Linked DNA regions of Homo sapiens: regions 2, 3, 4, 5, 6 and 7 are each linked to region 1. The links are chromatin loops, found by intact Hi-C in ENCODE. Cell type or tissue: PC-3. All regions are shown on one strand.

The links. Peaks named below come from ENCODE experiments on the same cell type or tissue, not always from the same donor. Only the 100,000 strongest peaks of a DNase experiment are listed, where the experiment ranks them.
Region 2: a loop joins it to region 1, with 11 times the contacts of the local background. A loop is called at or near these places in 24 of 110 quality-filtered maps.
Region 3: it touches region 1 in a loop (5-fold over the local background); 11 of 110 quality-filtered maps call a loop at or near these places.
Region 4: it touches region 1 in a loop (16-fold over the local background); 6 of 110 quality-filtered maps call a loop at or near these places.
Region 5: a loop joins it to region 1, with 12 times the contacts of the local background. A loop is called at or near these places in 24 of 110 quality-filtered maps.
Region 6: it touches region 1 in a loop (9-fold over the local background); 40 of 110 quality-filtered maps call a loop at or near these places.
Region 7: it touches region 1 in a loop (6-fold over the local background); 5 of 110 quality-filtered maps call a loop at or near these places.

Annotation. Positions count from the first base shown.
Region 1 is chr6:19,849,757-19,853,756 of GRCh38, reverse strand. No RefSeq gene overlaps it. Among named protein-coding and RNA genes, the nearest start is that of ID4, 14 kb to the right of the region's middle. In PC-3, a CTCF peak has its summit at 1,728; a DNase peak (open chromatin) is centred at 1,766; H3K4me3 peaks cover 400 bases; H3K27ac peaks cover 938 bases.
Region 2 is chr6:18,995,626-18,999,625 of GRCh38, reverse strand. The region is part of intron 1 of LOC105374958 (a long non-coding RNA gene); the gene reads right to left. Among named protein-coding and RNA genes, the nearest start is that of TRQ-CTG1-1, 160 kb to the right of the region's middle. In PC-3, CTCF peaks have their summits at 1,925 and 2,127 (motif pointing left); a DNase peak (open chromatin) is centred at 2,095.
Region 3 is chr6:20,054,369-20,058,368 of GRCh38, reverse strand. No RefSeq gene overlaps it. Among named protein-coding and RNA genes, the nearest start is that of MBOAT1, 160 kb to the left of the region's middle. In PC-3, a CTCF peak has its summit at 1,778 (motif pointing right); a DNase peak (open chromatin) is centred at 1,798.
Region 4 is chr6:19,203,099-19,207,098 of GRCh38, reverse strand. No RefSeq gene overlaps it. Among named protein-coding and RNA genes, the nearest start is that of TRQ-CTG1-1, 370 kb to the right of the region's middle. In PC-3, a CTCF peak has its summit at 2,465; no DNase peak of the experiment used is centred here.
Region 5 is chr6:18,747,738-18,751,737 of GRCh38, reverse strand. LOC105374957 (a long non-coding RNA gene) reads left to right here. Exons shown (of 3, transcript XR_926557.3): 2 at 3,584-3,649. Among named protein-coding and RNA genes, the nearest start is that of TRQ-CTG1-1, 86 kb to the left of the region's middle. RefSeq lists an enhancer at 2,026-2,320. In PC-3, a CTCF peak has its summit at 2,226 (motif pointing left); no DNase peak of the experiment used is centred here; H3K27me3 peaks cover 2,391 bases.
Region 6 is chr6:19,023,109-19,027,108 of GRCh38, reverse strand. LOC105374958 (a long non-coding RNA gene) reads right to left here. Exons shown (of 5, transcript XR_001744010.1): 3 at 1,322-1,483. Among named protein-coding and RNA genes, the nearest start is that of TRQ-CTG1-1, 190 kb to the right of the region's middle. In PC-3, CTCF peaks have their summits at 1,976 and 2,176 (motif pointing left); a DNase peak (open chromatin) is centred at 2,158.
Region 7 is chr6:19,471,456-19,475,455 of GRCh38, reverse strand. No RefSeq gene overlaps it. Among named protein-coding and RNA genes, the nearest start is that of LNC-LBCS, 330 kb to the left of the region's middle. In PC-3, a CTCF peak has its summit at 2,377; a DNase peak (open chromatin) is centred at 3,075; H3K27ac peaks cover 959 bases.

The sequences.
Region 1 (4,000 bases):
TAAATCTTGCTACTGCTCACTCTTCGGGTCCACACTGCTTTTATGAGCTATAACACTCACCGTGAAGGTCTGCAGCTTCACTCCTGAAGCCAGCGAGACCACAAGGCTACTGGGAGGAACCAACAACTCCAGATGCGCCGCCTTAAGAGCTGTAACACCGCGAAGGTCTGCAGCTTCACTCCTGAGCCAACGAGACCACGAACCCACCAAAAGGAAGAAACTGAACACATCCGAATATCAGAAGGAACGAACTCCAGACGCGCCACTTTAACAGCTGTAACACCGTGAGGGTCCGCGGCTTCATTCTTTAAGTCAGTGAGACCAAGAACCCACCAATTCCAGACACAATATTATGATTTTTCTCAGCACTATATTGTTGCTATCTTCTTGTCCTCCAAAAAACCCCGCATGATTTTGAGGAAAAGTTGGCAATAGTTTCTTTCTTTTTATTTTTAGGGGTCATGTTCACCTGTTCTTTCTCGTGTTTGGTAGGCACTAGGAAATAGGAGCGTTGATTATCCAGGGACGTCAGGGTAGCACAGGGAGACGTTATGAGGGAGGGGTTGAGGGAGGGGCCATGGTACCAATGGTTACTGGAGAATGCTCCCATTGCAGCAGAGCAGTTGTTGGGGAGGTCTGCACAAAACCTGGGTTAATGAGCCGTGCCTAGCCCAGCAGGTTTAACTTCCTAGAAGGGCTGCCTATGTCCCTGTGACCTGTCACTGCTGTGAGAACCTCAACCTCTACTGTCTGGGAAGGATGGCTATCTTCAGCTGGACAGGCTTGCAAATCGTATTCTGGCATACTTCTTCATTTCAGTATCTTTATCAACAGAACTACATGCAGACACTTTAGGGGAATTAATAGATCAGCCCAGAGGGGGCAGGCGGATAAGAAATGAAATTACAATAGCGAAGTTATGGAAACAACCTAAGCATCTGTCAATGGATGAATAGGTAAAGAAAATGTAGTGTATATATACATACTGGAATATTATTCGACCTTAAAAAAGAAGGAAATCCTCCTATTTGTGACAACATGGATGAACCTGGAGGATGTTAAGTGAAATAAACCAGAAACAGAAAACTGTATAACCTCACTTATATATGGAATGTAAAAAGGTAAAACTCATCAAAGCAGGTTTAGAAGGGTAGTTATGGGGAGAGGCTGGGGGAGTAAGGAGATGTTGGTCAACGGGTACAAATTTTCAGTTACGCAAGATGAATAAGTTCTGGAAATCCAGTGTACAACATGGTGGCAATAGTTAATGATATTGTGCAGTATACTTGAAATTTGATAAGAGGGTAGAGCGTTTAAGTGTTGTCAGCACACACATACACACACAAATGGTAATGATATCAGGTGTTGGATAAGTTAATTAGCTTGATTGCGATGATCATTTTACAATGTATACATATGTGAAAACATCAAGTTGTATACCTTAAATATATGGAATTTTTATTTGTCAATTATACCTCAATAAGCTGGGAAAAAAGAAAAGAACAAGTAATAGCATGCTTTATACTTCTTTTGCTGCTTCATAAAATTGGTTTTGCTTTTGCTTTGGAAGAACACCAGCAGAGAAAGTAGCACTCAAAAGGGGAGTTAAAGTGCTGTTCCAGTAGGCTCTGGATTAGCCAGAAGGTTGAAGCAGCCCCTAGACAGGGAAAAGAGGCTGTCTTCAGGCAATAGGCCCTATTTAGGAGTGCAGTGTGCCCTAAAATTCAAAAGAGGGCAGCAGATAACTTGCACTGCCTGTAGGACCAGGAAAGCGTGTAACTTGAGGAATGTCAGCAGGAAAATTTACTGGTTTTTCAAAACTCACGTCATGCAAGGGTTAGGTGAACCAGAAATTGTGTTTCATAAATTGTGTGTTTAAGTGTAAAAGCAAATATTTGATGAATGGGATCTAAGGAGCTTTGGTGATGTGGAGGGGCAAGTGCAGGCAGATTGTCCACCATGGCAGCCTCGTGCTCTGTTATTTAGTGATATAAAACCTTGCGGTGGCAAGGTCAGCAAAGTTAAGGCCAGAGTGCATGAGAAATAGCTGTGGAGTGTGAGGTGAAGAGGCTGCGTGTGTGCTTGTACAGTCTCCTCGTTGCTTTCACCGAGTCTCTCCAATGAGCGCGACCCTCCTCACAAAGTGTGCACAGTGCTTCTCTCCTGGGTAAATTTACAGGATGTGGGAGACAGTGAGTCTCTCTGAGATTTTCCAGCACTTCCAGAAGAAAGAAAGTTTGTGTTAGGAAGGACAGGCCCCAGCTCCCTGGGACTTCAGGGAGGCTGGGGGGAGCTGCAGTGGAGAAGAGGAGGAGGTTGCTGAAGGAGAAGCAGCCTGAAGTTCTCAGGTTGAAAATACAAACCTTAGCCCCATCCTGCGGAATTTTGGGATTTCATTCCTAGGATCACCCTATAGACCTCTTTATGATTCAGTTTCCTGGAAAAGATGATATTATGGTATGGATCCTAAACACAGTTTCACAAGGAAGTTCTGTGTCTTTTGGCAGGGGAAGAATAGTGAACAAAGTGCAATCTTACTTTTAAAATAAATCTTGAAATGATATTGCAAGCCTTATGAGATCTCTGATAATCTTTTTTTATTTGACCTGGTTTTAAGTAATTCTTTTTATTCTTGATGTTTTTCTTAAAAGCATTTTAGAATCATTCAACCTTCTAAGAAAGCATCAAACCATATAAGCAATCTAATCTAAAAAATGATACCTCTAAAAGTTGAAACTTTTGTTTATTTTGACTACTTTTTGATTACTGGAAAGAATAAAAAAATTTTACTCTATCAACATTGGATTATATAAACTGTAAAGAGCTTCTACTAAGACGTGTGAAAATGCACATTTTCTTTTTTTATATAACTTCAAAATTAACAGATACTATACTGTTTAGATACATACCTGATGCTAGATAAAGAGTTCCTGAGAAACATGCCCTAAACTTTTGGACTGATTTAATATGAAACAATTACTACAGAGCTGAGTTAATCAGCCCCTTTATAGATTTTGGCGAAGATGATTCTCTTCATATGTATAATAATGAAAACCAAACTTGGCAAAAGCTCACAGGTCTACAGTGACTGTGTATTTCTTTGCATTCTCTAGAATATTGAGGGAGGAGATTATTTTTTACTGGTGTTTTACTCTCAGGAAATTAGAATTGCAAGTTGATAAACAAGTTGATAGGGTCTTTAGGGCCTGTGTGATCAATCAGGACTTCTGGGGTTCCTGTAGGTATCCTTGAAGTCTGCTTGTGGGTTGTATAGTCCAGAGTGATCATGAGATCTTTCACCTCAGAATGACTGTAGATGAAAAGATACATTTCTTTTGCCAGAGCAGTTCTCTCTAGAGTTTCAAAAACAATAATTTTGTTCTCTCAGGAACATAGCCCTCTCAGGAATAACTCCAGTCGGTCCTCAAATTACAAATACAGAAAGAATGGCTGTGTTTACAGAATTTTTATAAGAGAAAAATGATCTGTAAAAAAAAAGAAATATATGCATCAGAACAAATAGGAATTTTTAAAAGAAACAACTCCTAAGATAAATACTGAAAAAAAGAAATGCTCTGATAATATAAATGATTCTACTATGTACTGAACTCAATAAAGTCTCCTTGACTGTGAGTTGGAAGCCCTGAAATTTTGCTGGCAGCTCTGCCCCTAAGTTAGGTCATCTTATGAAGGACACATTTTATTTTATTTTTATTTTTTTGTAGAGACAGTGTCTTGTTCCATCACCCAGGCTGGAGTGCAGTGGCGCGATCATGGCTCACTGCAGCCTTGAGCTCCTGGGCTCAAGTGATCCTCCCACCTTAGCTTTTTGAGTAGCTGAAACTATAGACGCATGCCACCATGCCCGGTTATTTTTTTAAATTTTCTTTATAGAGACAAGGTTGTGCTATGTTGTTCAGGACAGTCTGGAACTCTTGGGCTCACATGCTCCTCCCACCTAGGCCTCTCAGAGTGCTGGGATTATAGGAGTGAGCCACCA
Region 2 (4,000 bases), 850 kb after region 1:
ATGCTCCTGTAAAGCTGGCAAAAGGAGTTCTGGCCTCTAGAACTGTAGGAGAATACATTTTTGTTATGTCAATTTCTCATGGCCACCACAGAAAACCAAAGTAAGGTCCAAGTAGTTTACTGATAAGGTAAAGGAAAACATGGGTTGGGGAATGGGAAAGTGAGACAGCAAAGAGGAGGCAAGCAATAAAGATGGTTATCTAGCTAGCAATGTAAGAAGATGGATGCTGGGGAAAGGCTGGGAGGTGGCATAAAATGCATGCATCAAAGTTAATGGATCTGAGGAGAAGGGAACTAGAGTATTTATACACTCATTCCAGTTAGCCATTGGCTGAGAGCTATTCTCTGGGGGTGTTATTTCTCCAGAACTTTCAGCTTTCCATATGAACAGCAAAGTTCACTCCAGCAGCAAGACAGTAAGCCCACAAAAAGAAGCACCGATACATCAGTGAGAGATCTTGCGATGGTGGTATGTTTCATTAATAACTCTGTTACCTTGGGTGAGGTATGGTAAGGCCATGCATAGATCAAGAGAGGCTAATTGGAAAGAGTTGTAGTTTTATGCCCACACAATTTTCTTGGGAGAACACAGATACCCACCAACCCCACTACCTCTAACATAAAACCACTCAGGGGAAGCAACAGGGTCAGTCCTGAGGCAGAGGAAGAAAGCAGAACTGTGGGCAAACATGCTGGTTTCCAAGGGAAGGAATAGGCAAGAGAGGGTAAATGAGTTTACAATTGGCTACTCTGAATAAGTTCAGCAAGCACTGGTGCATAGGGGCTGTCTTTAGTTGTTTGGTACCTGTCCCTGAGGTGCTTAGCAAAAGGGGATCATGGCCTGAGTCTCATGAAAATTCCATAATGGAGGTGACTGGGGTATAGACTTAATTTGGCTGATCAAGAAGAGGAATTCACTGACTTTTATGCAGGGCCTCAGAACTGGGTAAAGATGGCATTTAAAAAACTATACTAAAAATTATACAAGTCTGATGAAAGAAATCAAAGAATAAATGGAAGATATTTCATGCTCATGAATAGGAAGACTCCATGTTGTCAGTTCAGTTCTTCCCAACTTGATTTATAAATTCAATGCAATCCTAATCAAAATCCCAGCAAGTTATTTTGTGAATATCAATAAATTGATTCTAAAGTTTATATAGATAGGCAAAAGACCCAGAATACACAATATTGAAGGAGAAGAACAAAGTTGGAAGACTGACACTATCTGGCTTCAAGATGGACTATAAAGCTACAGTAATCAAGACAGTGTGACACTGGCAAAAGAACAGACAAATAGATCAACGGAGGAGAAGAGAGAGCCCAGAAATAGACCCACATAAATTTAGTCAACTGATCTTTGAAAAGGGAACAAACGCAATACAATGGAGAAGAGGTGATCTTTTCAACAAACGGTGCTGGACGAAGTGAACAATAACAGGCAAAAAATAAATGAATCTAGGCACAAACCTTCAACCTTCACAAAAATAAACTTGAAACAAATCACTAACCTAAATGTAAAATGCAAAACTCTAAAACTTCTGTAAGATAATATAGGAGAAAATCTAGGTGACCTTAGTATTGGGGATAACTTTCAAGATACGACACCAAAGTCATAATCCATGAAATAAAGAATTGATAAGCTGGAAATCATTAATATTAAAAATTCTAGAGATTATGGTGCAGGAGGGCACTCTACACTCCACATGCAGGGAGATTCTCCAGGCCTCAGGAGCACCCACTCTTCTGGATTAGGAATTTAGGCTGTCCTGCTCCCCCTGTGCAAGAACTTGGGGCTGAGGGAGTTTCCCAGCTTCACACCTAGGCATGCTTCTAAGTGCTTTATGGATGCCTACTGAATTATCCCTTAGAGCTGGTGCTGGTGCTGGTGCTTGTGCCTGCCATTAGAGGACCTGTAGGCAGACCTGCCTTATATGTCCCCACCCATTTTGCCCCTCGTCTCCTCAGGGCTGGGCAGAGAGCTCAGGCCACTGTGCACTTCATGGATTAGCCCATTGTCTGAAGTAACAGAGAGCTTCTCCCAGTAAACACGGATCAGGTGTATATTCAGCCACACTGGCCACAGCAAGCACTTACTCATAAGTGCCATCTACTGGCTTATAGGTCATACAACACAGCCCAATAAAGAACCTGCCAATAGAAGTACTTATGTCTATAGAAGCAAAACCAAAAGACCTTACTCAGCATTCTCTACAGTCTCAGCCCCTAGGGAGGAAGGGAAAGAGAGAGGAAAAGAAAAAATAATAAAAAGAAACAAAAGAGGAAGAAAAAAGAACAATAATATTATGTGGAAAGAAAGAAAAAGAAAAATTCCTATGTGCACAAAAATAATTACAAAAACTAGAAGTGTCAGTGTCTCCAGATGAGAAGGTACTAGTGCAAAAATTATGGCACTATGAAAAATCTGAATGTAGTGACACCACCAAAAGATCACATTTGCTCTCCAGCAATGATCCCTAACCAAAATGGAAACTCAAAAATGACAAAAAGGTAAAAAATTCAAAGCGTGGATTGCAAGGAAGCTGAATGAAATGCAAGGTAAGGTTGAAAATTAACAAGAAGAAACTTTTAAAGCAATCCGGGAAACACAGGAAGAGATCAACATTTTTAAAAGAAGTCAATCAGGGCTTCTGGAATTGAAAAATTTACCTAAGGAATTTCAAAATACAATTGAAGGCCAGGCGCAGTGGCTCACACCTGAAATCCCAACACTTTGGGAGGCTGAGGCACAGTCAGCCGAGTTCATGCCATTACACTCCAGCCTGGGCGACAGAGCGAGACTCTGTCTCAAAAAAAAAAAAAAAATACAATAGAAAATTCTATCAATAGACTGGACCGAGCAGAAGAAACAATTTCAGGACTCGAAGACTGGCCTTTCAAATGAACCCAGTCAGACAAAAATAAAGGAAAAGGAATTAAGAAAAATAAATGAAGTCTTCAAGAAATATGTGATTATATAAAGCAACCAAACCTACAAATTGTTGGGATTTCTGAGAGACATGAGAAAAAGTAAAAAACCGGGAAAATATATTTGAGAGAATAACTCAAGAAAATTTCCCTAATCATGATAAAGAGATAGACATCCAGATGCAAGAAATCCAGAGGACACCTGTCGCTCTAAAAAAAGAGCATCCCCAAGTCATTTATTCATCAGACTGTCCAAGGTCAATGCTAAAAAAAAAACCCCAAAACAAACAAACAAACAAAAAACTCTTAAAGGCAGCTAGAGAGAAGAGAACCCCATCAGGCTGATAGTGGACTTCTCAGCAGAAACTTTACAAGCCAGTAGAGATTAGATGTCTAGTTTCAGCATTCTTAATGAAAAGAAATTCCAACCAAGAATTTCATATCCTGTCAAAATATGCTTCATAAGTGGAGGAATAATATATTTTCCAGACAAGCAAAGACTAAGGGAATTTGTTACTATTAGACCAGCCTTACAAGAGATCTTTAAGACAGTTCTAAATATAAAAATAAAATATCTACTACCACAAAAACACCTTAAATACATAGCCCATACACCTTATAAAGCAATCACACAATAGAAACTGCAAAGCAACCAGCTAACAACTTCACAATATGATCAAAACATTACATATCAATATTAACTTTGAATGTAAATGGTTTAAACACCCCGCTTAAAAGGCATAGAGTGGCACGTCGGATACAAAAGTAAGACCCATCCATCTTCTGTCTTCAAGAGACACATCTCACATCTAATGACATCCATAGGCTCAAAGTAAAGGGCTAGAGAGAAATCTATCACACAAATAGAAAACTAAAAAGAGCAAAGGTCACTATTTTTATATCAGATAAAACAGACTTTGAACCAACAACAGTAAAAAAGGACAAGGAAGGGCATTACATAATGATAAAGGGTTCAATTCAATAAGAAGACCCAACTGTCCTAAATATATACTCACCCAACATAAGAGCACCCAGATTACAAAACAAGTACTTATAGGTCTACAAAAAGACAT
Region 3 (4,000 bases), 200 kb before region 1:
CTGTGGAAAGGTTCACGCAATCGCCGCTGCTGGGTGCAGTGGTCTTTATGCTCGTTGGCACACAGGCTCTCCCATGATTAATGCATTTGTTCCTTGATATTCAGCCCCTGCAGGACAGAGAATCAATTTAGCACTCACAGGCCCAGATTATCACCAGTACCAAAGACATTTCTGCACCAGGGGCTTCCCCATTCAAAACGAAAAGATATTTTTCTTTTCATTTTTTTCTTTTTTTAGAGACAGAGTCTTGCTCTGTCGCCCAGGCTGGAGTGCAGTGGTGCGATCTCGGCTCCCCGCAACCTCCGCCTCCCGGGTTCAAGCAATTCTCCTGCCTCAGCCTCCCGAGTAACTGGAATTACAGGCGCGCACCACCATGCCCGGCTAATTTTTGTACTTTTAGTAAAGACGGAGTTTCACCATGTTGGCCAAGCTGGTCCCAAACTCCTGACCTCAGGTGATCCACCTGCCTCGGCCTCCTAAAGTGCCAGCATTGCAGGCGCGAGACACTGCGCCCGGCCCAAACAAGATTTCTAAGAAGGATGTGTTTTTTTCCATTTGCCTCCATTGGTTCTCATGTCTGGTGGATGAGGAAAAGCACTGTCTGCGATTTGGTCAAAACAGTTGGCTTTTCTCCTTTCCGTGCACTTCTTTAATTTGCAGAGATGCCATGTAGCCCGCTGCTGCAATGACTGTGGGGGAAACCAAGGCAACGGTCTAGCACAGAATTGAGTTAACACCTTAGATCGTGCAGTAGGGCTCCTGGTCAGCCACCTGAAGGGCTGGAGAACAGAAGACAAGGCTATCAGCAGTGTTAGGGACATGCCGCAAGTTGGGGCTTCACCACCGAATTTCCCACCTGCGAAAACATGGATGAGGAAGACAGGGCTGTCAATTTCATCAGCCACATCCTCAGAAAAATGAATAGAGCTTCTCTGAGAAGTACTGCAGCTTTCCTCTAAGCCCTCGGCGAGATCCTGAATGAAGAGGGACATTGGGTTTATTGGACATTTAAACAGCGCTGAGAAGATCAAGTAATGCGGTCCTCATCCAGCAGAGCAATGAACTTCGTCGTCTTGCAGACTCCTCCACGTTGGAGACGCAAACCTCAGGCGTAAGCATGGGGAAGATGCTCAGTACTAAGTGGGCAGGCGCCTTCTTTGCACAATGCATAGCTCTTCACATAAAGCGTGTCCACCTTAACTGCCTTGCTTTATTGAAAACATTGGTAATGAGAATTGACTGATGGGAAGGGCCCACCCATTACGGTAAAGAAATGTGAGCATTTTACAAATTCTCAGGATATGAGCACAGATGTCTTTGTTTCTGAATGCTCAAAATATTACTGATGACCTTAAAATACATTGAAAAAAAATCAAATTCAAGACTATTTGGTTAGATGAATTTGAACCTATTATTAAAAGAGAGAAGTTGTAATTAAAAAAAAAACTGTAAAGAGAAAACCTGGTTGAGAGTCTACCCACCATTCTTCAAACCCTGTAAGAGTTAAGAAGTCCATGAATGAGATTTTTTAAAATCTGGTAAACTTTGTCAGTGTGATTATTTCTCTCTTGAAGAATCTGCTTAATTGGCAAAGTGGGCTTTCTGTTCTGTTAGGCATATGATTAGTGCTTTTATAGTGACTTGAGTTTTTGAGGCTATCAGTGCTGTGCAGGTAGAATAATAGAAAAGTCACAGCAAAATTATTTATTAACTCATGTAAACGAGTTTATAAATAAGCTGGAAAGCAGGGTTGTGGTGAATGCTTACTAAGCTTTTGTCCAGAAGGTGGCAACATTTCCTTAAGAATTTGGGAGAAAATGCTGGCTTCAGAAAATGACGATTTATCTTAGGACATTGTGTTCTGTTCTCTTTTCAAAGGTACAGCACAAAATGCACGTCCCCACACCCATGCTCCCTCTTTATTCTCAACAGATTCCAGGGAGAAATCTTGCCGTTTCTTCTCTTTATCTTTCTCTCTGGAGAGTAAATTTACATTGTTCAGATTTTCAAGCTGAGATGAGTTTATGCTGAAATGAATTTATGTAGCTGAAAATATTAGATTCTTAGTCTCCCCACTTCACTTCATCTCTCTGAAAGGTGGTGTTTTTGGAGAAAAGGGCCCATGTGAAGAGTCACTTACATTTCTAGCAGGTAAATCGGATGCCCACTCATAACCGTGAACGTGTCTTACTTTCTGAAAATCCCAACAAACCTCAAGATGACTATTTGCAGCGATAGCGCTTTGCTACACTGGATTGCTCTCTCGTTTCTTAATGTTTTGTTCATGCAAACATTAAGATCCAGAAGCAAGACAGAAGAGAGTGAGGACACTTGTTTGGGCTGAAGGAGTGAAAATAAAACAATGGATTAGGTTGTCCATATATGAACATTCCGAATCCTGCATGCAGCCCAGTGTCTTAATAGCAAGTTGGGGGAATCCTGTTCAGGAATTGGAAATGTTGGTTTGTTCATCTCTACTCCACCCCATCCCTATAGTCCCCCATTTCCCAGTATATTTTAATTTTGGGAAGCCATGGTGGTTGAAAACACACACATACATATACAAAAATGGGCCTGTTTTAAAGTAACTTTGAAAATTCATTACTTTACCCATGACTTTTGTTTCTGACTAGCATATCCATGTGTAACGTATTTCTTTCCTGGTTCAAAAAGAAAGTTGGAGTCAACTGTTAGAAAAGAAAATTTGAGTTAATTAAATATTATTTAGTTATCAAAATTGCTCCAAATTACAAAAAAGAATAAAATAACATTTTGTTTGTTTGTTTGTTTGTGTTTTTGAGACAGGGTCTTGCTCTGTCGCTTAGGCTGGAGTGCAGCGGTATGACCACAGCTCACGGCTGCTTTGACCTCCCTGGGCTCAAGTGATCCTTCCACCTCAGCCTTCTGAGTAGCTGGGACTACAGGTGAAATGTAATTGGGCTGCTGATTCTTTGTGTTTATGTATAATCTTAGGATCATGCCTTTCATGCTAGAAATGCATTCCTAGTAGATTTCTTACTAGCCAGTCTTGCTGTTCTTACTCGTGTTCTCTCTCTCTCTCTCTCTCTCTCTCACACACACACACACACACACACACACACACAGTTTCCAGTAGGACATGCACTTCACCTTCTTACCTCTGACTCAAGTATCCCCATTGCAATCCATAATCCATAATTCATAATCTCCCTTGTGCAGAGACTAGAAAGTGCCTTCTCCAAGGTTGGAGAAAGCACTCAGATGGCCCCATGTGCTCCACACGCCAGACATGAAAGCTTTCATTCCTTGTTTCTGTAGCCATCATGTGGCTGCTTCTCTCTCGGACCTCATGAGAAGACTTACTAGGAGTCTCTCTCCCTCCCCTCACCCTTGTACCCCTGAGTTTCTCCTCTCCCCGGCCCTACCTCACCACACAGCCAGTTGTTCCATTCCTGTCTCATTTCTGACAGAGCAGAAGAGCTCCCTGATCTGCCCAAGAGGTGGTGCATGTGTGGGATGACCCGGACCCGGGATGAAGGACGAGAAGACAAAATGTCCAGCTACCTAGGCACATCCACTTGAAGAATTTAAAAGCAAAAAATGTCTAAATAATGTATACACATGATGCATAATACATAATATAGTATAACATACGATACAAAATCACATGGTCAAAGGATTAAATTTTGTTTGGTTTTTTTGGAGATAGACTTTTGCTTTGTTGCCCAGGTTGGAGTGCACTGGTGCCATCATGGGTCACTGTAGCCTCGACTTCCTGGGCTCAAGAGAGCCTCCCACCTCAGCCTCCTGAGTAGCTGGGACTACAGGAATAGGCCACTGTGCCCAGCCAATTTTATTTTTTATTTCTAAAGAGATGGGGGGGTCTCCCTATTTTACCTAGGCTGGTCTCGAATTCTTGCCTCAAGTAATCCTCCTGCCTTGGCCTCCCAATGTGCTGGGATTACAGATATGAGCCGCTGCATCTAGCCAAAATTTTGTCTTTTTGAAGCCAGTAGCATCT
Region 4 (4,000 bases), 650 kb after region 1:
TCAGATGATGTTCCCACCTCAGGTTCCCAAGTAGCTGGGACTACAGGCATGTACCACCACTCCTGGCTAAATTTTTTGAATATTTGTATGGACAGGGTTTTGCCATGTTGCCCAGACTGGTCCCAGTCTTATGGGCTCAAGTGATCCACCCACCTAAGCCTCCCAAAGTGCTGGGATTACAGGCATGAGCCACCGTGCCCGGGCATATTTTTGAAAAATGTTATTTTTGAAAAGTGACAGTACCAAGTGTTGGCCAGGATGCAGAGCAACTGGAATTCTGATATGTTGTACAAAATTGTACAAACACCTTGAGAAACAGTTCAGCAGTTTCTCAGTGAGTTAATTAACCAATACACATTTATTGTACAACCAGAAAACCCATTTAAAGGTGTTTATCAAAAAGAGGTAGAAATAAATAGATGTTTACACATAAACCAATGTGTGAATGTTCACAGCAACTTTTTTCATTGCCAAAAATCGGGAAGCAACCCAAATGTCCCTCAGATGGTAAGTGGATAGGTAGACAAATTATGGCATATCCATACAATGGAATAATATTTTGCAACAACAAAAAATCAAACGTGCATGCGGTAACTCAGGTGAATATCAAAAAAAGCACAGTGCTAAGTAAGGAAATTAGACTCAAATGCACAATATAATTATGTTTATATGACATCCAATAAAAGACAAAGCTATAAGGACAGAAAACTTCTCAGTGGTTTTCCAGCAGGATCAGGTTAGAGTGAGGATTGACTACAAAGGGGCCTTAGAAAAATTTCTGGAGTGATGGAAATATTTTATGTCTTTATCGTGGTGATAATTAAATGATGTTATTTGACAAACCCATAGAATTATATTTACCTAAAAACAAATTTTACTGTATGTAAGTTATACCCAATGAAACAAAGACAACAAAATATCAATGTACTATTTTGTTACTTAAAAAAATTATATAGTAAGTATTGAGAGAGAAGGCACTGAGAGTGGATGGAGGGAAGACACAGAAGCTGGGCTGATGGGAGAAAGCTGGCAAACCTGCATGGGGTTATTGCACACAGGGACTTGTTCCTGTCCCCCAGTGGCTCCTGGGAAATGGGTGTGTTGAACCGGCAAGGAGCAACCTGCTCCTGCCAGAGTCCTCTGGAACCCTGGCAGGAGGAGATCCCTCAACCACCACAAATACTCTTGTTGGCATGGACAGCTGCTTAGAAAAGTGGTAGGGGCAGCAAGCCAGCTGACATGAAGCCCAGAGATTCGGTGATGGAGCATCTATAGCAGAGCATGGCCAGAGATGGCCATCTCCCTAGGCTCAACTTGGTCCCACAGGAGACTTTAGCCCTAGGGAATCTGTTGGACCTGAACTCTTTGTTCTTGCCCAGCAGAGAGGGGCCAGTCCAACCTGAGCACCCTTTGGTCCGCTGGCTTCTCCCAGGTCCCCAGCCTGGCTATGCATGCTTGGAGGACAGTTTTGGATACCCTGGGAACTTACACCATAGCTTCCACTCTGGCAGACCATGCTTGACTGGTGGAGAGCTCCAGTGGGGCGGCCCTTGCAACCGCGCACCAGCCCACATGCCCCCTGTCCATACTGCAGCTTCTTCCTGGGACCAAGGAAACTTTCCACATTGCTTTGCTGGAGCATGTCTGCAGGCAAGTTTTGCATTCTTTGCCCTGACAGCAAGCGGTAATGAAGTCTGCCCCACCTCTCTCTGCCGACTGCCATTGCTGACAAAGCCTTGACAGGCACAGAGCCGGCCAGCCTTGCCCCAGCCAGTGCTCTGCCCTTGTGCTAACACTGTGCAGAGAACAGCAGATCCTCCACCGCCCCCAAGCAACCACTCCTGCTTGTGGGGCACAGAAAAAGCACCCAGACCTGCACTCACCAGTGTCCTGCCTACAAGCCAACACCACCTCCAGCATGACCATGCGCACAGTCACCAGGAGGAGCTCCCTCAACCCCCACCTAGCTGAGTGGCCTCCACCACTGTGGTGAATGCCTGCAGGGAGGCAGGTACCCTGGCACCCACTAGCAGTCTACCGCAGCTGATGCTGTGAGGATGAATTCCACTGTCACCGCACTACAAAATGCTTTGTCTGACACTGCCCTATGGGAGTGTAGTGACCAGTGGCCCAGAAGCACCTTGGGCCTGCCAGCACAGTGGATTTCTAACCTCAAGGAGCCAGAGGACAAAGTCATGGCCAAATACAAGTCCCTCAGATTTAGAACTTGCAGTCCAGAAGTTGGGAGCTGCGTGTTGGCCCCCTAAAATCTTCCAGAAAAAAAGCCATTTGGCAGAATCCACTTTATACCATAATCAAACCCTGAAGGTCATCAAATAAGATAAAAGAAAAAATTCCAAAGGTCAGCATCCTCAAAGATTGAAGGTAGATACACTCATAAACATAAGAAAGAATCAGTGCAAGAACCCTGACAACTCAAAAAGCCAGAGTGCCCTCTTTCTTTCAGATGACCACATTACCTCTCCAGCAAGGGTTCTAAACCAGGTTGAGATGGCTGAAAATAGAATTCAGAATATGGAGAGGAGCAATTGAGCTACAGAAGTACTCAATCCAAGCCAGCTAAAAACCAATCCAAGCAAGCTAAAAATTATGATAAAACAATGCATGAGCTGACAGACAAAATAGACAGTATAGAAAAGAACATAACTGACAGGACAGAGCTGAAAAACACACTACAAGAAGTTTAAAATGCATTCACAAGTATTAATAGCACAATAGACCAAATGGAGGAAAGAATCTCAGAGCTTGAAGACTGCCTTTCTGAAATAAGACTGCCAGACAAAAACAGGGAAACAAGAATGAAAAGGAAAAAATAAAACCTCTGAGAAATATAGGATTTTGTAAAGAGACCAAATCTACAACTCACTGGTGTCCCTGAAAGAGTTAGGGAGAATGGAACCAACTTGGAAAACATATTTCAGGATATCACCCATGAGAACTTCTCCAATCTAGCTAGAGAGGCCAACATTCAAATTCAGAAAATACAGAGAAACCTAGTAAGATACTCATGAGAAGATTATCCCCAAGACACATCATCATCAGATTCTCCAAGGTTGAAGTGAAATAAAAAATGTTAAAGGCAGCTTGAGAGAAAGGTCAAGTCACCTACAAAGGGAAGCCCATCAGACTAACAGTGGAACTCTCAGTAGAAACCCTACAAGCCAAAGAGATCAGGGGCCAACATTCAATATTCTTAAAGAAAAGAATTTCCAACACAGAATTTCATATCTTGCCAAACTAAGCCTCATAAGTGAAGGAGAAATAAGATCTTTTTCAGACAAGCAAATGCTGAGGGAATATGTTACCACCAGACCTGCCTTATGAAAGTTCCTGAAGGAAGAACTAAATATGGAAAGGAAAGACCATTCATCACTGGCCACTACAAAAACACAGCAAAGTACACAGACGAGTGACACTATGAAGTAATCACTAAACAACTGTGAAAAATATCCAGCTAATATCATAATGACAGGATCAAATCCATACATGTCAGTACTAACCTTGAATGTAAATAGGCTACATGACCCGATAAGAGACATAAAGTCGCATGTTGGATAAAGAACCAAGACCCATTCATATGCTGTCTTCAAGAGATTCATCTCACATGCAATGACACACATAGGTTCAAAATAAAGAGATGGAGAAAAATCTACCAAATAAATGGAAAACAGAAAAAAGCAGGGGTTGCAATTCTAGTTTCAGACAAAACAGACTTCAAACCAACAAAGATAAAAAAAGACAAAGAAGGGCATTACATAATGGTAAAGGGTTCAATTCAGGAAGGCCTAACTATCCTAAATATATATGCACCCAACACAGGAGCACTCAGATTCATAAAGCAAGTTCTTAGAGACCTTCAAAGAGACTTAGACTGCTCTGTAATACTAGTAGGAGACTTTAACACCCCACTGACAATTTTAGACAAATCATTAAGACAGAAAATTGACAAAGATATTCAGGGCCTGAACTCAGCACTGAA
Region 5 (4,000 bases), 1.1 Mb after region 1:
TAAACTCTTTAAATTCTGAGCTCAGTCCCTTTAGCACATTTTATAATCTGGATCAGCACCAAATTGAAAATACCTTTTAACTTGTTATGTACTCGGTGTTTCTGCAGGGAAAAGTTCCCAACCACATTTCACATTCCAAAATGTTTACCTTCCCAGAAACTTCCAGAATAAGTCATGCAGTGGAAAAAGGTCACATTCTACCTGGCATAAAGATCAAATCTACTGATAAATTAAACCAATGGCAGAAATTATCCATTGAAATTCTTGGAAAGAATGCTAGGAGGGCATTACATTCAAATACAACTGAAAATTTACTTTCATAGATACTTTTCCCATTTACTTTATTCAGATGTAATATTGGAATGGCCAAATTTATTAACAGCCTAGTAATCTCAAACTAGTGAATTCTAAATATACTCTGTCCCATCAAATTCGTTGGGAGCTTTCAATACATTTCAAAGTTTATGCTGATTACATAAGAAAGACTGCTAGTCAAGCCTTGGATTACTGAGTCCAATCCAACTTTTTAGAAGCATGGGGACATGAAGTGTTCTTAGAAGATATCTTGAATCAGGACTGGCAAAACGGAGCATGTAGAAAAATGGTTCCATCCACGTGGTTTAGGTCTACTGATTTGTTCAGGTCTAATACTATTGCTGGAAATGTTTCTTCAGAGGTAATAGGGGTAACTCCAAACACATTTTTTCTCCTTTAGACTCAGCTAATGCATATGAAATTAGACAATGAGAAGTAAAAGCTTTAGTAAAAGTTGAAGCCCTCATTCAAAGCTTTTATAATAGTTTCAGGCTTCTTCTCACACCACAGAGCTGTAATTCCAAGTTGCTTATGATGTTGGCAAATGGAAAACTGAGAACTTGGTGAGCTGATAGACAAAGAGTATCGACAGGCCAGTAAATGTTTAAGCCCACTCACCGGGATAATTCAGCATTTGTCTTTGTGAACACACAGTATAGCCTAGGTTTTGAGAAACTAAAACTCAAACCATGAAACTCTCTTCTCCTTTCTGCCCGCAGCATTTCAGCGTTTGAGTGGGCAACCCAGCCACCTGTCCTTCTTCAGAGAATTTATATAGCCCCTCATTTTGCCTCTCATTGCATTAGATAATGAAGTTAAAACAGACTCTCTTTCACATTTGGGATGAAAAATCACCAAGCTTCTATGCAGAAAATTTCTTTTCTTTACTCAAACCTCTGAGGGATCCAGAATGGCATTTTCAGGTGACATGGACATGTGCAGGTCAGCGAGGTCAGGAAGAGAGCTGACTCAAACCGTTTCTTCTTGACATTGACCTGCCACTACATATTAACATATAAAGAGCTTATGAGGACCTGAGTTGAAAATACTTCCATTTACAAGGAAGTAAACTGAGGCTCACAGAATTGCAGCAGCTTACCTGAGAACAGAGGCAGGACCGAGCTCAAGAGGCAGAGGTGGCCCTGGAAGATGTTGAAAATCACTTTGTATTAAGCCACTCTGCAACTACTTAGGAATCATATTTTTAAAACGTATTTTATTAACCAGAATTCAACTCTACCTGTAGCTCCGCTATTCATAAGGATCATCACAAATTGATTGTTCAATGTTGTATTAATTCCTATTACACATTTTCATGGCTAAATATAGAAAAATAATGACTTTCACATTTTTTTAAATGAGAGTGTAAAATTCTTGAATGCTAGAGTGACATATATTTAAAGGCACCCGAGAAATTAGTCTGCTGATTTTCCATGTCTTATACATCCAAAATCTCACAGCTCAAGTTTTCATTTTCACCATGTATTTTGGCAGCTTCTAAGATAACCCCAAATAATTACACTGTTTTCTTAGGGCTGTTAGAATAAGGGTCTATATACTCCTTATACAAACCTACAACAGTTTGAGTCTTCACAAATCAAATCATTGAGACTACACACCCACACAGAAGCTATAATGAAAGGAGTTTATAAATAAAAGGGTTTTTTACCACCTACTCTCTGAACCATCATATTCCTCTGGAAGGAAGTTTTAAAAGAAAAAAAATGAGAGAAAATGGCTGTGTGTGTGTGTGTGTGTGTATGAGAGGGAGAGAGAGAGGGAGAGAGAGAGAGAGAGAGAGAGAGAGAGAGAGAGTGTGTGTGTGTGTGTGTGTGTGTGTGTGTGTGTGTGCGCGCGCGCACGCGCGCGCAGGATCAGATTGCCCTCTGGTGGACAGTTTATTTCTTCCTTCTTTTAAGATACAACAAAGGAGAAAGAAAAGTAACAATAAAAAAACAGGGAAAAAGGAAACTAGAAAATTAAAAAGCAGAGGAAAAATTGGGAAAGGAAAGAATATAGAAAAGAACAAAGTCAAGAAAAAGGAATGGAACTAGGAAATACTGGTGAAAGACAATAAGGAAATCAAGGAAAAAGAAAGAAGGTTGAGGATCGTGAGAAAAAAAAACAAAGACCAAAAACTGGCTAGTGTCACCTTATACTTAATCAATCCTGGAATTATTTATGGAGAAATAAAATACTTGTAATTACAAATGCTAACTATATCTGGCATTTTAACTTGTTAAACGTTTTCAACATATCTGCTAACTACATGCATGTAAAGTAAGCTTTAATAGCAGCTGTTAGACTTCATGAGAATTGGGGGAGCGTTTTGCAGAACCTAACTGAGAAGAAAGTTTAGAAAAGAAAAACTGCTTTTCTTTACACTTTTTAAAAGTTGCATATAAATCCCAACCGAACATACAAGTCAAGACACGGTGTGCTTTGGCATTTTACATATTTACCATAAAAAGGGGTTTAAAATGTGTACTTTTTTTAATGTTATTGACTGATTGAATAATTTGCTCATAGATTTTTTAGCCATTTGGATGTCTTGAGAGGGAAAAACCACAGGTTAAAATATTATAAAATTTAAGATAAATAAGTTTTAAAAATCCAGTTTGTTACATAAGGAGTACCATAGACAATTGTTTTATTGACAACTGCCAATGTCTCCCACTCATTCTATTATAAAAGTTTGGAATGTGTAACATTTATGTTAGCTAAGCGGAAAGAAACATTCAGAGGAAGCTCAAAGCATCATCCTCATGCCCTCAAACCTGCATTTACCAGAAATACCTGCAGCCAGGGCCACGGCCCCTCTGCCCAGGAGTAGACATAACACTTCCACTGCCTGCTGTGAGCGCACGCTGCAAGGACCCAGAAGAGCAGCTCTCAAGCCCAGCTCCTAATCTTTTCTCCTTAGCCTGCACCAGTGTAGAGCTCAGTGCCTTCCAGGGGCTTAACACCACCGCCCTGCACTACTGAAACAAACACAGTGGTCTCCCACCTTGTTGAATTCACCAACAATGGCTTTCTGCTATAATAAGGCTGTAAGCTCCTTTAAACGGTTATTCAAAGAGATGCTTTAGGAGAGAATAGAATTAGGTTCATTGAAAGTCTTTTAAGCAATCTTGGAGCATACAACCAAACTGAAGCTCAGTGATGGAGAAAGGGAATGCGTACACATCGGTTGTGGCAGAAATCAGAGGCACAGATGTAACAGAGGGGGAACAAAAACAAATTCTGAAGTTCTTTTTTCCATACACAGACCTGTTCCTTCTACCCAAGAAAGAACAGTTAATGAAGCCACATGAGCATCCCTCCCTGCCAACAGGTAAGAAGTCCTGAGGCTATGACCCCTTGTCCCTCCTCCTCAAGGGCACACCTGGGCACAGTGGCATCTCCTGAGTTCATTCTTGGCTTCACTTCCTCCTCTCAATTTATTTACTACTGTTATTTATTTCTATACTGAAAAGGAAAACCTACTTATCTCCACTAAGAACCTTCATTTTTGCTCAACCACAAGAAAATGAGCTTCCTGCTCTGCATGCAGGGTTCAGACAATAGGAAACATAGCTCTGCAATGGTGGGGGTAGAAATTCTAAATATCGTTAATGACAAATGTCTCCCAACTTTAATGTGATAAAGGTTTCACACCCAGGATAAAATGTATTTCCCATGTTTC
Region 6 (4,000 bases), 830 kb after region 1:
GATAGCTAGGAGGGGTCTATTTGATATATCTTTTTTTTTTTTTTTTTTTTTTTTTACTGGTAATGGACATTATCTATAGATATTTTAAAAATTGTGGGAGCTGGAAAAGATTTTGACAGTCATCTCAAACCATGTCTACATTTTATACATTTGGTAACTGAGATGTAGAGAGGCAAGAGAGTTATTGCCAGAGGCCATCCTCATTCCCATCATATTTCCAGGTCAGTAGTTTCCAGAAATTCTGCCTTGGGAAAACTGACACTGATTAGAGGTTTGAATTTTTGGCACTTAGCAAGCTAAATAATTTAGCATGTGTTATCTGAGAAGGCTGAAGATATAGGTCTAATTTGTGGACCCTCATGTTGAAGGGACATCTAAACCAGTTTGTTTTTGTCCATCAGTAGGTCAATGGTTGCTTAAAAGAAGGGTTTCAACTTCATCATATGGTGCCACAAGCCCTGGATAACATATATCAAATGCCCATGTATTGAAAAGAAGCTGTCTGCTCCATTCCTCTAGATGAGAAGGCCTTGGGAAAATCTTTTTGGCTATCTGCTTTTAGCACTATGGCTGACTAGGTGCTCTGAAAACCTCCTGTTACTATCTATTACATAGGACAAAGTCTTCAAAGCATTGTTTGCCTTTAAATTGGTGGAGATTTTCAAACCTTCTCCCCAAATTCCTGCCATATGAACTGCAGTGAAGAACTGGGATCAGAACAATCAGGGGTCAGGAGGAACAGGGTGACCTAAGGGTAGATCAGGAGAGTAGCAATGCTGTTGGTTACTAAGTCTTGAGCAAATATTAGAGAATCTGAGTCTAGAATTCTTGAACTGACCCAAGATAAACAGAAGTTTATTAATGACAGAAGCCATAGTCAGAAAGCATACCCAGACTGAAAGAAAGCCTTCTCAATTTTTGAGCTGCAGGATTTCCACCAAAGAGATCAAGTAATGTGCTCACAATCAAAGATCATTAGCAAAGTAGAAAGGAAGCTGTATTAGTTATCTATTGCAGAATAGCAAATTACTCTAAAACTTAAAGTTTTATGAAATGACTATAAATATTCATTATCCCTGCCATTTTCTGAGGGTCAGAATAGGAGAACCTAGAATTTGGGGAGTGGGTCAATGTTTTTCATAAGGGCACTGATCCCATTCATGAGGGCAAAGCACTCATAACCTAATCACTTTCCAAAAGGTTCTACCTCTTAATGCTATAACATTGGGTATTAGGTTTAAATGAGGGTTTCTCATAAACTTACGGTCATTTGAAGGCTTCATGAGTGCTGGAGGATCCAATTCCAAAAGTACCCACTCACCTGCGCTGTATTGGTGTTGGTTATTGATTGGCGACCTCAGTGCCTCTCTGTGTGGGCCTCCCATTAGGCCAGCTGAGTGTACTCCTGACATGGCAGCTGGTTTCCATCACAGTAATTGATCCAAGAGAGAGTAAGTCAGGAAGGAGCTATTCTTTTCATGTCCTAACCAGAAATGAAAATAGGGGCAAATTCCTTTGTAATCTTGGGGTAAAAAAGGTTAACCATAAAAAAAAATCCTATCATATTTTAATATTTAAATTAAGATTGTAGTATTTAACTTAAATTTTTATATTTTAATTAAAATTAAAAATTGTGTTCAGCAAATACACCATCAGAGAATAAGAAAAATAAATGGCAAACAAAGGGAGATATTTACAAGTCACTTAACAACAAAGGATTAATATATTCCAGAATACATACATAATTTCTACAAATCAATAACAGACAACCCAACGGAAAAACAGGCAAAAGCCAAAACACTGTTAAGAGAAAGAAGCATGGCCAAAACAGATATAATGAGGTGCTCAACCTAGCTAATAATCAAGGAAATACAAGTTATGACCATAATAAGATACAGTTTTACACCTATTTAATTATCTCAGATTAGAAGATCTGACAATACCCAGTATCAGAGAAGAAGTGAATCAATGGGAAAGCCAGTAGGCACTAAGTGGTTACAATCACTTTGGAAAACAACTGGGCTTTCTCTTGTGAAAGTGAATACTTACATGTTGTCTCTACCCAGCAGCTGTATTTCTAGGTAAGTGATTTTGACCCCTGGAATACCTTTGGCAACGTCTGGAGACATTTTTGGTTGTCACAACTTGGAGACACTACTGACATCTAGTGGGTAGAGGCCAGGGATGCTGTTAAACCTGTTACGATGCATAGGACGGTTTCCCACAACAAAGAGCTATCCGGCTCCACACATCAGTACTGCTGAGGTTGAGAAACTCTGTCCTAGGTATATGTGTCAGTGACACTTGCATAGATGTGCAATAGGAGATGTAGAAGAGTATACTCATGACAGCAACAGCTAACTGGAAGCCATAATTCTCCTTTAACAGGAGAATAGATAAATCAGTTGTGACATAGCTATTCCATGGAACACGCGATTGAACGATAGCTACAGACAACCATGATGCAAAGTGAAAAACAATAAATTTCATAAGAAGATATCCCATGTAATAAGTTTAATGAACTGCTCAAAAAGAAGCACAACTGAAAAAATCTGTTATTTAGGCCTACCAACAAGCAAATGACAAGAGTATAAAAGTAGAGTAAGCAATAATTACACAAAATTCAAAGTACTGGTTACTGTTTGTGCAAAATGAGGGGAATATTTCAGCATGGAAGCAGGGGATAAATACAGGGAAGCATTGCAACCATGTTCGAATATTTCGATTGGATGATAGGTTCACAGTTGCTCATTACACTATCACACTTTATAACTTACATCAGCAGTTCCCAACTTTTTGGCACCAGGGGCAGGTTTCATGGAAGACAATTTTTCCACAGAACAGGGATATTAGGGACAATTTGGGGATGCAAGGGTATTATTAATACATTTATTGTACACTTTATTTCTATTACAACACTTAATGAAATAATTATACAACTCACCATAATGTAAAATCAGTGGGAGCCCTGAGCTTGTTTTTTTCTGTTTGTTTTTGTTTTTTGCAACTAGACAGTCCCATCTGAGGGTGATGGGAGACAGTGACAGATCATCAGGCATTAGATTCTCATAAAGAGCAGGCAACCTAGATCCCTTGAATGTGCAGTTCACAGTAGGGTTCACGCACCTATGAGAATCTAATGCCACTGCTGATCTGACAGGAGGCGGAGCTCAGGTGTTAATTCAATCAATGGGAAGTGGCTGTAAATACAGATGAAGCTCTGCTCACCCACTGCTCACCTCCTGCTATGTCAGTTTCTAACAGCAACCAGTACCAGTACCAGTACCCATCCATGGCCTGGGAGTCGAGGACCCCTGACTTACATATACATATATATACATACATACAAACATACATATGTCACATATATTCTTTTGTACTATTGTATTAAAATTAAGTAAACAAAAATCATTAATCAGGCAGATGTGGAGAGGTAGATTGTACAATATAACCACACAAGGAACTACCTGAAATTACAGCAACCAACTTGCTTTTGTCCTTTTGGAGAGGAGATGCTGCTCTTTTTATGTTAGGACTAGGCTCAAAATCCTAATCCTAACATGAATGTATCTCATGAGTGTAATTTATCTCATGAGGTCTGTCCCAGTAGCTCACTAGAGTAGCAACCATCACATCAATATTGTTGACTTAAGCACCCCTTACCTTTAAGTTATGTTGGCAATAAACACAAAGAACACAAAGCAAATAAAGGATAGCATGGGGATTGTTAAGACATTTCTCTCTCTGTCTCTGTCTCTCTCTTTCTATACACTGTAGTCATACACTGGTAGGGGCATAATACCATATGTAACAACAGGGAGTAGGTGGATGATCTGCTGGATTTGTTTGTTTCTTCAAGAAGACCCTGATTCTCCTTAAAAGCCAAATTTTCACAATCACGTGCCTTTAAACCACAGGTTGGAAAACTGAGACAGCCCAAGTGATTTGGAGTGCCTGGGCCACCTACCAGTTTTAAACAAAATTGTAAAGATTTCCTGTC
Region 7 (4,000 bases), 380 kb after region 1:
ATTGCTAAAAGGGGCCAAGGAACAGCTTGGCCCATGGTTTCAGAGGGTGCAAGCCTCAAATCTTGGCAACTTCCACATGGTATTGAGCCTTCAGGTATGCAGAAATCAAGAATTGAGGTTTGGGAACTTCCACCTAGATTTCAGAAGATGTATGGAAACACCAGGATGCCCAGGCAAAAGTGTGCTGCAGGGGCTGGGCCCTCATGGAGAACCTCTGCTAGGGCAGTGCAGAAGGGAAATGTGGGTCCACAGCCCCCACACAGAGTCCCTAATGGGACAGCACCTAATGGAAGCCATGAGAAGAGGGCCACCGTCCTACAGACCCCAGAATGGGAGATCCACTGATGGCTTGCACAGTGCACCTGGAAAAGCCACAGACACTCAATGCCAGCCCGTGGAAGAAACCGGGAGGGAGGCTGTACCCTGCAAAGCCACAGAGGTGGAGCCGCTCAAGACCATGGGAACCCACCTTCTTGCATCGGCGTGACCTGGATGTGAGACCTGGAGTCAAAGGAGATCATTTTGGAGCATTACAATTTGACTGCCCTGCTGGATTTGGGACTTGCATGGGCCCTTTAACCCCTTCGTTTTGGCCAATTTCTCCCATTTGGAGTGGCTGTATTTAGCCAATACCTGGACCCTCACTGTGTTTAGGAAGTAACTAACTTGCTTTTGATTTTACAGGCTCATAGGCAAAAGGGACTTGGCTTGTCTCAGATGAGACTTTGGACTGTGGACTTTTGGGTTCATGCTGAAATGAGTTAAGACTTTGGGGGACTGTTGGGAAGGCATGATTGGTTTTGAAATGTGAGGACATGAGATCTGGAGGGGCCAGAGGCATAATGATATGATTTGGCTGTGTCTCCACCAAAATCTCAATTTGAATTATATCTCCCAGAATTCCCATGTGTTGTGGGAGGACCCGGGGGAGGTAATTGAATCATGGGGGCCAGTTTTTCCCATGCTATTCTCATGATAGTGAATTAGTCTCACGAGATCTGATGGTTTTATCAGGAGTTTCTGCTTTTGCATCTTCCTCATTTTTTTTTCTCATGTCATGTAAGAAGTGCCTTTCACCTCCTGCCATGATTCTGAGGCCTCCTCAGTCATGTGGAACTGTAAGTCCAATTAATAAACCTCTTTTTCTTCCCAGTTTCAGTTATCTCTTTATCAGCAGTGTGAAAATAGGCTAACACACCCATCCACCCTGGTTCATAGAATTGTCTTTCACAAAACCAATCTCTGTGCCAAAAAGGTTGAGGACTGCTGCTTTAGGGTCAAATTTCATGTGAATGGTTCTGAGAAGCCTGTATTATATATCCAGGAACATGTCTTCCTGCTTAGGATTAGTTTCCTACCATGACCTATCATACGAAGAAACATGATTTCTCACGGGTGGGCATGTCTCGTTCATACTACCATTTTCACGAGCCACCAGTTTTTGAATGATGAGTGAAGAAGATATTTAGGCAATCTGTGAACTCGAAACTTTTTCTAAGTCCTAACTTATTGAATAAGAAAACAAGGAAGAAGTGCTAGTTGACTGTATTTTTCATCTATATTAAACTACTTTTACAATGTAAGTATGTGTATTAGTCTGCTTTCATACTGCTATAAAGAACTGCTGGAGTGTGGGTAATTTATAAAGGAAGGAGGTTTAATTGACTCACAGTTCAGCATGGCTGGGGAGGCCTCAGGAAACTTATAATCATGGCAGAAGGCGAAGGGGAAGCAAGGTACCTTCTTCACAAGGCGTCAGGAAGGAGAAGTGCCCAGCAAATGGAGAAGAGTCCCTTATAAAACCATCAGATCTCGTGAGAGTTCACTATGATGAGAACAGCATGGGGGAAACTACCCCCATGATTCAATTATCTCCACCTGGTCTCTCCCTTGACTCATGGGGATTATGGGGATTATGAGAATTACAGTTCAAGATGAGATTTGGGTGGAGATACAAAGCCTAACCATATCAATATGCAAGTAAGTCAAAATTTCCCATATTTTAGGAAAACTAGTTTTTGCGAAAGTATTATGTTATTTCCAAACCATTCCAAGCAATAGGACTTGGCCATATTTGTTTTTCTTGCCAGAGATTGAGCACAGGAATGCCAGCCATCATCACTTGGCTAGACCATGGGTTCCCAAACTTACTCCATTCACAGCATCTTTAATGTCTTAGCTCTTTTTCAAAGTGCATCTAGCTAAAGCAAAACAAAACAAAAACAAAAACACCCTAAACCTAATAGTTCCATTTATTAATTGAGTTTAGGTCCAAGCCTGCTTATTAAGTTGATTTATGTCCAAGAAAAGTCGTGGTAATAATAGCTCATGTGGTATTTGACAAATGTCACTATGTTTTCCTCTAAAATGTAGTCCATCCTGCAGTGCCCATATGAATCACCGCAGCACCAGGGCGCCCTCAGCGCACAGTTTGGGAACTGCAGGGCTGGACTAAAAACAAAGCCTGAATCAAATTGTGTCTATTGTGTCACTTCTCTGCCCAAACTCCTTTCATATAATTTCTGTGTGGTTGATATTATTTTTTAAAAATGTATATCAATGTAAATATTGAATATTATTTCTATACTCTAGCCTACTGAGTTTATCCCCAGGGATGGAAATATGGAAAAAAAAAAAAATATATATATATCTCATCCCATCCCTCTCCAAATGGAGGAAAGTGATAGTAGTAGGTACAGTGTCGCAACTGAAAAATAAAATTTTTCTGGATCAGCCATTCTAACAGCATTTTACACCCTATGGACAAAATTATTTTATTAGTAAGTTTTCTGTAAAGTTTGGGAGCTTGAGCCCCCAAACCAGTGTTTTCTGGTTCCCTTATCCTAATTCCTAATTGCAATGGAGGAAATGTACTTCTTATTTTACAAAAGTAGTGATATGGACCTGTATCATTAAGCTCACTAGCGCCAAGCTGCAGTGGTGTTCTGACTCACCATGGCCATGGAGTGTATTATGAGGTGAGGTTCATCGCATACAGAGGTAATAACGTTCTAGTCTCTCTTCACTTACTCAAAGGTCATGACAATGCCTCAGGCAGTGAGGGAAGAATTCTAGTGCAGCCCAGGTTCCTTGGGAAACTCTTGCATTCTAAGGCAGCAGAGCCCTGACTTGGCCAACCACAGATGTGTGCAAAAGACAGGTCTGATGCATGACTCATAGACCCCCCTGAAGGGTTCCTAGAAATACATTAGGAAATATCTGTAAAGCGATAGCCTTCTTTAAGAAAAGAAAGTGGAAGCTCTGAGGCACTGAGAATTTTCTCATGGTTTGGTGAAGATTGAGATGCTGAGGTGCATGTTTGTCCTTTGCCTCTTGGTGCAGGAGCCACTGACTACTTCTCTCCCCTGAACACGTGCTGTCCTCATCCCTTGCAGTGCTGGTGCAGAAGCGTTCTCTTTCACTAGTGATTATAAGACTTTGGAAGCATGGAAAAGTTGACTGGGTGGGCACTTGTGTGAAGATGCCTTTTGTCAAATTCAAAAAGCACTCTCAGGCTATGCATAACTCATTCAAATAATGGTACAAGCTCCCCACCCAAGCGGAAGCTGGGAAAGCCTCAGTCTCCCTTTATTCTAGCAAGTTAATTCTGGTCAACTCAAGTCAAATGATTATCCCCCAAATCATGTTTATTATGACCCCTATGAGGCCCTGAAGAGCTTCATGTAAATTAGAATCTTGACTTTCCACACTATTCGTGAACCTCCCTTAATTTAATTGTACTCTCTCCCTTTCCCCCAAGGTTAAAAAAAAAAAAATTAATCCAAACTTCCCTACAGTCGCATTTTCTTTGTGAAATCTTTTGATATAAAAAAATTATCAATTCCAGTGACTTTAATCACTTAATGAACCCTCTTATCTTTTTGCTGTTCCACCTTCTGAATTACTTATGGAGCAAGCCAATTGAAAGTGCCCATTGATGGAACTTTTGAATGGAAACAGATGCAGGCTTAATTTTGCATGCCAACACGAAAGGCAGCAT